Linked DNA regions of Homo sapiens: region 2 is linked to region 1. The links are chromatin contacts, found by Hi-C in ENCODE. All regions are on one chromosome and are shown on one strand. The core of a region is the stretch at or near the end of the contact, and the rest is flanking DNA. Distances in the headings are between cores, read along the strand shown. Region 1 holds the start of INO80 (INO80 complex ATPase subunit). Region 2 holds the start of MAP1A (microtubule associated protein 1A).

Evidence for each region. Hi-C counts contacts between places; a loop is a spot of excess contacts on that map. Pooled maps may share reads with other maps.
Region 2: a loop to region 1 is called in a pooled map of heart left ventricle, with 4 times the contacts of the local background. The contact joins the promoter of MAP1A here to the promoter of INO80 in region 1. A Hi-C loop is called at or near these places in 1 of 37 single-sample maps with no recorded cell type and 6 of 50 pooled maps.

The regions. Positions count from the first base shown.
Region 1 is chr15:41,114,989-41,118,316 of GRCh38, reverse strand. It overlaps INO80 (INO80 complex ATPase subunit), which reads left to right and starts at 2,037. Exons shown (of 36, transcript NM_017553.3): 1 at 2,037-2,344. RefSeq lists enhancers at 54-833, 1,550-1,649, 1,615-2,394, 2,460-2,539, 2,590-2,639 and 2 more and a silencer at 2,090-2,359.
Region 2 is chr15:43,515,889-43,519,400 of GRCh38, reverse strand. MAP1A (microtubule associated protein 1A) reads right to left here and starts at 1,793. Exons shown (of 6, transcript NM_002373.6): 1 at 1,701-1,793. RefSeq lists an enhancer at 675-1,318.

The DNA.
Region 1 (3,328 bases), core at 788-3,287:
ATTACAGGCGCGCGCCATCATGCCCAGCTAATTTTTGTATTTTTAGTAGAGACAGGGTTTCAAGGTTGGTCAGGCTGGTCTCAAACTCCTGACCTCGTGATCTGCCTGCCTAGGCCTCCCAAAGTACTGGGATTACAGGCGTGAGCCACCGTGCCTGGCCATGCATTCAAGCAAATTTAACTCTTGGTTTTTTTTCTTGAGGCAGAGTCTCGCTCTGTCCCAGGTTGGAGTACAGTGGCTCAGTCTCGGCTCACTGCAACCCCTGCCTCCCAGGTTCAAGAGATTCTCCTGCCTCAGACTCCCGAGTAGCTGGGATTACAGGTGCCCGCCACCACGCCCGGCTAATCTTTTTTTTTTTTTTTTTTTTTTTTTTTCAGTAGAGACGAGGTTTCACCATGTTGGCCAGGCTGGTCTCAAAATCCCGACCTCAAGTGATCCACCCGCCTCAGCCTCCCAAAGTGCCGGGATTACACGCGTGAGCTACCGCGCTTGGCTTGCAAATGTAACTTTTTTTTTTTCTTTTTGAGATGGATTTTTTTTTTTTTCTTTTTGATACGGAATTTCGCTCTTGCTGCCCAGGCTGGAGTGCAATGGTGCGATCTCGGTTCACTGTAACCTCCGCCTCCCAGGTTCAAGCGATTCTCCTGCCTCAGGCTCCCAAGTAGCTGGACTACAGGCACCCGCCACCACGCCCGGCTAATTTTTGTATTTTTAGTAGAGATGGGGTTTCACCATATTGGTCAGGCTGGTCTCGAGCTCCTGACCTCAGGTGATTCGACCACCTGACCTCCCAAAGTGCTGGGATTACAGGCGTGTGGCACTGCACCCTGACACAAATTTAACTTTTTAAAGGTCAGTTAACTCAGCACAAGAAGGCTACTTGATGACCTTAATAAAGTACTTTTTAGTTAAATGCTAAGGGCCAGGTTAAAATGGATTAAAGAATGAGACCCAAAGGAACTGAATTAACAGCATATTTAACTTTCAGTAAGTTCTAATTCTTATCTACACCTAGGCCTTACCCTAGGCAATTCTCACCACACATCCTGGTAGTTGGGTCGATTACATTTATTATGTTGTCTTTTTTGTAGAGACGGGGTCTCGCTATGTTGACCAGTCTAATGGACTGCTCTGAGACGTTTGGCCTGAGGTGATCCTTCCAGGCAGGAGGATCACTTCAGGCCAGGAGACTGGGAACCAGCCCAGTAGACTGGGCAACATAGCGAGACCCCAAGTTTAGTAAATGTGGGTGGCAGTGGACTCAAATTGTAGAATTGGCACAGGTAAAAGCAATTATTCGCTTTTCAGAGGCACACTGTGTGGATGTGAGAACAGGCTGGCATTTCCGATAACAGGTCTGCGTGTTCCCAAGTCCTTGTATCCCACAACCTTCACGTAGACATCTTATCTAACTATGCTGTCCTACCCAACCTATAGCGTTCTTGCTCCCAGAGTCTAAATGGGAGCCCCAAACTAATTACTGTATAGTAGTCGAACTACACACCAGGCACTTCCCCGACAATCTACAACCCCATCCAAAGGGGTCAGAAACTAGTAACAAAATACCAGCTGCGAGCCTCTCCTTCCCCTAAAGAGATCTTATCAACTTGGCTGCACCTTCCCACCTCTAGCCTGCGGGAACAAATATCCCAGGATCCCGGGCGGTTTCGATTGACGTTACTTCCGGGAAAAGTAACCTTGCATCGGCGGTTGCGGGCCTGGAAAGCTCTCGCGACATTTTCTCCTGCGAGATCTGCTTGCTCACTGTAGCGATGACATCCTCCTCCTCCTCCCCGCCGCCTTTCGGCAATCTTCGCCAGTCCCAGTCCCGACTAATCTGTACTCAGATGGCATGGATCAGGGTCTCCCCTCGAACCCCGGTTCGCACGGGGCGTCAGGTGGCAGCGGCGGGGTGCGAGCTGCGCGAGGCCGACGGCAGCGGCACTACGGGTGGCCACGGGCAGGCGACGAGCAGTGAGTGTGGGCGGGGTGGGGGTAAGCCACCCGTGTAGCGGCTCGATTGTTCTGGCCTGGCTATGGCGCCTCTCCTCCCCCCCGCCATGGCTCCCCGTGTCCCTGCTCCGCTCCTCTCAGTGAGTGAAAGTGGCCGCCGCCGCCGCCGGCCCAGCGCCCGCAGCCGCCTCAGCGCCGCCGCCATCTTGGGGTCCCAGGAGCCGCGGAGGGAGCGAGCTAGGAGCGTCCACGCCCAACGCAGTCACCGTCCCACGGCCTCAGAGAGCGAACCGCGGCTCCACCGTCGGCGGGGCGACCCCCCCCTCCGGACCCCGCCCGCACCCCGCCCCCCCTCCGCCGCCGTCGCGGCGGCGGGGCCAGGCGGCCCGAGGTGAGGCAACTAGACGTGGGCGGGCGAACGGAGTGGGGGTTGTGTAGGTCTTGTTGCGCCCCTCTCTGCGGGCGACAACTGGGCCGCGTCTTAAAGGGGCCGTCGCCCCCGGCCCTTGGATTTGTTGGGGTTAGTATGGAGGATGGGTGTGGACACTCCCCGCAGGGTTGGGACCTCAGGGACTAGGGCCTTGTCCTTCCCGTTTCATATCTCTGGAGACCCGGGGTCATGCGGTGACCTCAGCCACCTGAGGAAGCCCGTGGGGCGCCCACACGTGGGGAGTGTGTTAGACCAGGTGCACGTGGGACCCGGTGGGGCGGTGTCGGGCTAACACGTGTGTAGGTTTGGGGGTGGGCAGGGGCAGGGCGGAGGCTGGAAGGCCTTGAGTGGGAACCCCGTGAAGGTTGTGTATCTGTCATTTTAAACAAATGAGATCTAAGGGCTTGTTAGTGTGTCATTTTGTAAGGGGCAAGTTGAGATACGGTTGAATGGTGCACGCTGCTGGCTGGTGTTGGGTGGGGGCAGGCTGACACCTGCATAGACTTGGGAGTGTCTAGATGACACCTCTTCTGGTTTTTTAGGTTTTTACATAGCGACTAGGAAAGTGTCATCCTATTTTGACATTCCTTCTTGAGCTCGCTAATGGAAAGTACTACTTCCGTAATCTCCGAGGCTAGAAGCCCCCTACAGTTTAGGAATGACAGAACCTAGGCAGCCACTTACTATTCTAGTTAACAGCCAACTGTGCCTGGAATTCTTTGATTCACACACTGTCTCTAGTTTGATGTACTTGTTAGAAATGGGGGAAGGAATTTGGAGGTTGACCTGGCTAACGTCACAGGTTACTTTTCCAGTCAGTGACTTTCATTATTTCCTCCACAACAAAATTATTGTGGCTTTTCAGTGGCAACTTAAATTAAATAATAGCTTTATTGAAATATGATTCAAATACCAAAAAATTCCGCTTTCTAAAGCGTATAATTA
Region 2 (3,512 bases), core at 544-3,043, 2.4 Mb before region 1:
AGAGGCAGAGCCATGGTGCCAGGATCAGGCAGATCTGGCAGCACAGGGCTGCAGATGCAGCTGTGGGGGAAATGAACGATGGTGTCAGAAGACCAAACCCCATACAGCGTGGGTTGGGCCAAAGGGGAATTCAAGGGTTCCCTTCTATTTACTTGAGAATTGAGGGAACATTTGAGATAAATTCAGAGGACAAGAGCCACCTCAGATGTAGGCAAGGGCAGGGCTTGGGGCAGGTGAGGGATATCAAGGTTCGGGAAGCTGCCAGCCTTAAGTCGTTCAGATTTAGAAAGACAAGAGCTCCCTCCACACAAATAAGGTCATAAATTTGAGGTAGGAGGGTCAGAAAGACAAATATCTATAGCACACACTGATTTGCTTTCTATCTACCCCTCCCTGCCCCCAACCATTCCTCACGGTCCCCATTTATCACCACAAGACTTCTATGATCCCAGTTCCTGTCCTGGCATAAGGTCCTGTTCCTCACTCTATCCCTGGGAGTGGTTCTGACTTGAAATTACATGGTTTATATCCTGTGCCTCTCTTTTTCAGGCCTGGGAGAAAGCCGTTTCTTCTGCTCCCCTGGCTCTCTCACTGAAGGGAACTGACTCGTTTTTTCCTTTTTCTTTAGAGAGGACCATCTTGTGAGGCAGGGACACACAGTGCTCAGCCAGTGCTGGAGTTGCGGGGGGGGGTGGGCTGCGGTGCAGAGGCTGAGCAGGCAGGAGGGCAGGTGTCTCCGCAGTGAGGCAGAAGGGGAGGGGGACCGTTTGGGCAGCTGCAGTTTGCCGCAGTGTGTGAGTGTGCGCGCTGAGCTCCGGCTCCAGCTCCGCCCCCACCCCCCACCCCAGCATGACAAGTCATTTTCTTGGCTGCTTCTGCATGGGGGGTGGGGATGGGGGGATGCAGAGAGAGAGAAGAAACTGGCTCCTCTGTTCAAGAGCCCCCATCTTGGGAAGAGAAGCAGAGATGAGGTGGGGGTAGGGCTGAGACTGGGAACCTGTGGGGTTGACACGACTGGAAATGCAGGGCAGCCGCTGGGGAGGGAGTTCTCCGTCTCCAGAGTGGCCTCGGCAGGGCCAGAAAGGGGGGTTTAGAGTCCCATTCTAAAGCTAGCCGCAGGGAATAGGGTGGGGGAGCCCACTGCAAACCGGTTGGTCTGTAAGGAGGCGCGTGCCACGTCTTAGTGACCCTTTCCTCCCTTCTTTTCCATAGTGTCCCCCACCTTCCCTTACTTGGCAAAAACTCACTGCCCTGCTCACCCCCAGCATAGGAGCAGCTGAGCAATCCAGCAGCTGACACCCAGGGGCCCTCCTATTAGGCACATTCCCATAACATCCCCCTTTCTCTCAGATTCTTCTGCCTCTGACCAGAAACATAGCCCCCAAACTCCTCCAGCATCCTGGGCTGTCAGGCAGAGCCAGTGGCACCACCCTCTGCTGCTGTCCCAGGCTGATTTCTCCCATCCCCGCCCAGCTGGAGAGGTGGACTGTCACAGCCCCTGGTGGCCTCTGGTTCTGGGTCCAGGCTGGGCCCACAGCCAGTAACGTTCATCTTCTCTCTCCATTTCCCCATCCTGCCTACTGCCACTGGGCTAGTTCTAGATGTGCCAGATTAGGTACCAGCACCCTTTCCATGACCCCCATCCCACCTCCCTATCACAGTGTACCCCCACATGCCAAGCCCTTTGGTTCGGTTCTTACCCTGGGGTGTAGGAGGAAGCCTCTCATGGAGGCGGCAGCTCCGGCCTCAGCCGGCAGCTTCAGGGAAGAGTCTGCAGCACTTAGGGTGGGAGTGGGGCGGGCGGTGGGGGGGGGAGGGGGGTGCTTGATGAGGAGGGCGGCGCCAGGGCGGGGAAGAGGGGCTGGTCCGTGACGAGGCACTGGAGACTTAACTGTTTCTTTGCCTTCACGACGTCTGAGCTCCAGTGCTTTTGCTTGGCTCTGTGGGGCTGAGGGATTGTCTAGCAGCTCAAGGAGCCTCTGCAATGTCCTATGGCCCATAGGACCTTTCTCTCCCAACCCTGCTTAGTTAGGAAATATTCTTTTGGCATCAGCCAAAAGACCAAAGCCCCATGCTAGGGCACAGAGCGAGGCTATAGGAGGCATGGGCTGCGTGGGCTCTCCCCCTTCTCTTAGAAACCATCTGCTGCCTCTCTCCTCAGATGGATCCAGGGAGTGACCTTCAGTCCCTGGAGGAGCAGGAGACAAAGGCTGGGGGCCCAAAAGCATGGGGTAGGTGTGGGGAACTGCTTAAGACAAAGGTTGGGGATGCAGAGATGTGCTGCCTTCTTCTGAACCTCAGCACTACAGAAACCAAGGAGGGCAGAAATAAGTCTTATTTTAGGGTTAGAGGGTAGTTTGAAATTCCGGAGTGGACACATGGTCCCTAGCCTGTTGGGGTGGGGCACAGGGACCCTGAGAGCTACATGAAGTTTCATGGGAATGCAGCATAACACAGTAACCACACAGGCACTGATTCTTGGGATTCTTGAGTCATTGGATATGAAGAGACAAGTCCCTGAAGGGACAGGGAGCTTTCTGCCTTACAGTGAAGGAGTTAACAAGGACCAAGAAGGATCACCAGGGCCTCCGGCCCAAGCAAGGTTGTAGGCCAATTATTAAATGTAACAGAAGTACTCTTTAGATTAAAAAAACCCTATAATGACTTTGTAGGGTGATTGGGTTCTTGCTCTCTCCTTGTCTCTTTGCTGTTTCTATATTATATTATTTGGATCTTTCTAATGTTGATCCTGTTTCCCTTAGTCTCTACCTCCATCTCAGATTTAGTAAAGCGCTCTAGGACTCAAAGGAAGAATCTGGAGAGTGGTAGCACTTCCTTCCAACCCGAGGATGCTCATGCTCTTACATAGTCCTTCCCTGCCCTCTTCCCATCCACCCTCCCCAGTTTGGCCAGCTCCTAAGGCCTTCCTCACAATCACAGCCACCCACTCACACCCAAACACTAGCCCCACCCTTGCCCCAGGCTGCCAAGAGTTACTTTTGAAGGTCAGAGAAGCCAAAATAGTCTGTGCTCTCAGCATCCCCCATCCCCCCTTAATTGCAGCCAGAGGAGAGGAGGAGCTGAGTCACTAGTACTCTTGGGGGTTGAGGGGACAAAAGGGGAGCAATCCTTGCTTAGATCCGGGGATGCAAATCTGCGACAATGGCAACAACCCCGTTTGGGTAGAAGCGGCCATCTGCAGAGATACACAGGGAAAACCAGGCTGAGTTCTGAGCATCACAAAAGGGAAATACCCCTCTTCTGCAACTTCATCGTTCTTATTTCCTCCCACCTCAAGCCTTCTATCTCCTCCCTGCTTTCTAGGGCTTTCTGGAGTGTGTTAGGAGGGAAACTTAAGTAGACATTTAGTTTACGAACAAAATAACATTTCCCAGACCAATACAGAGCCCACCCATATTCTCAGCTGCCACCCCCAAGGGCCACACCCTGGGCATGGTGCCAACTCACAGTGGAGTTTTCCTTCAGCCTTCACCCTCTGAACAGCTACCCAC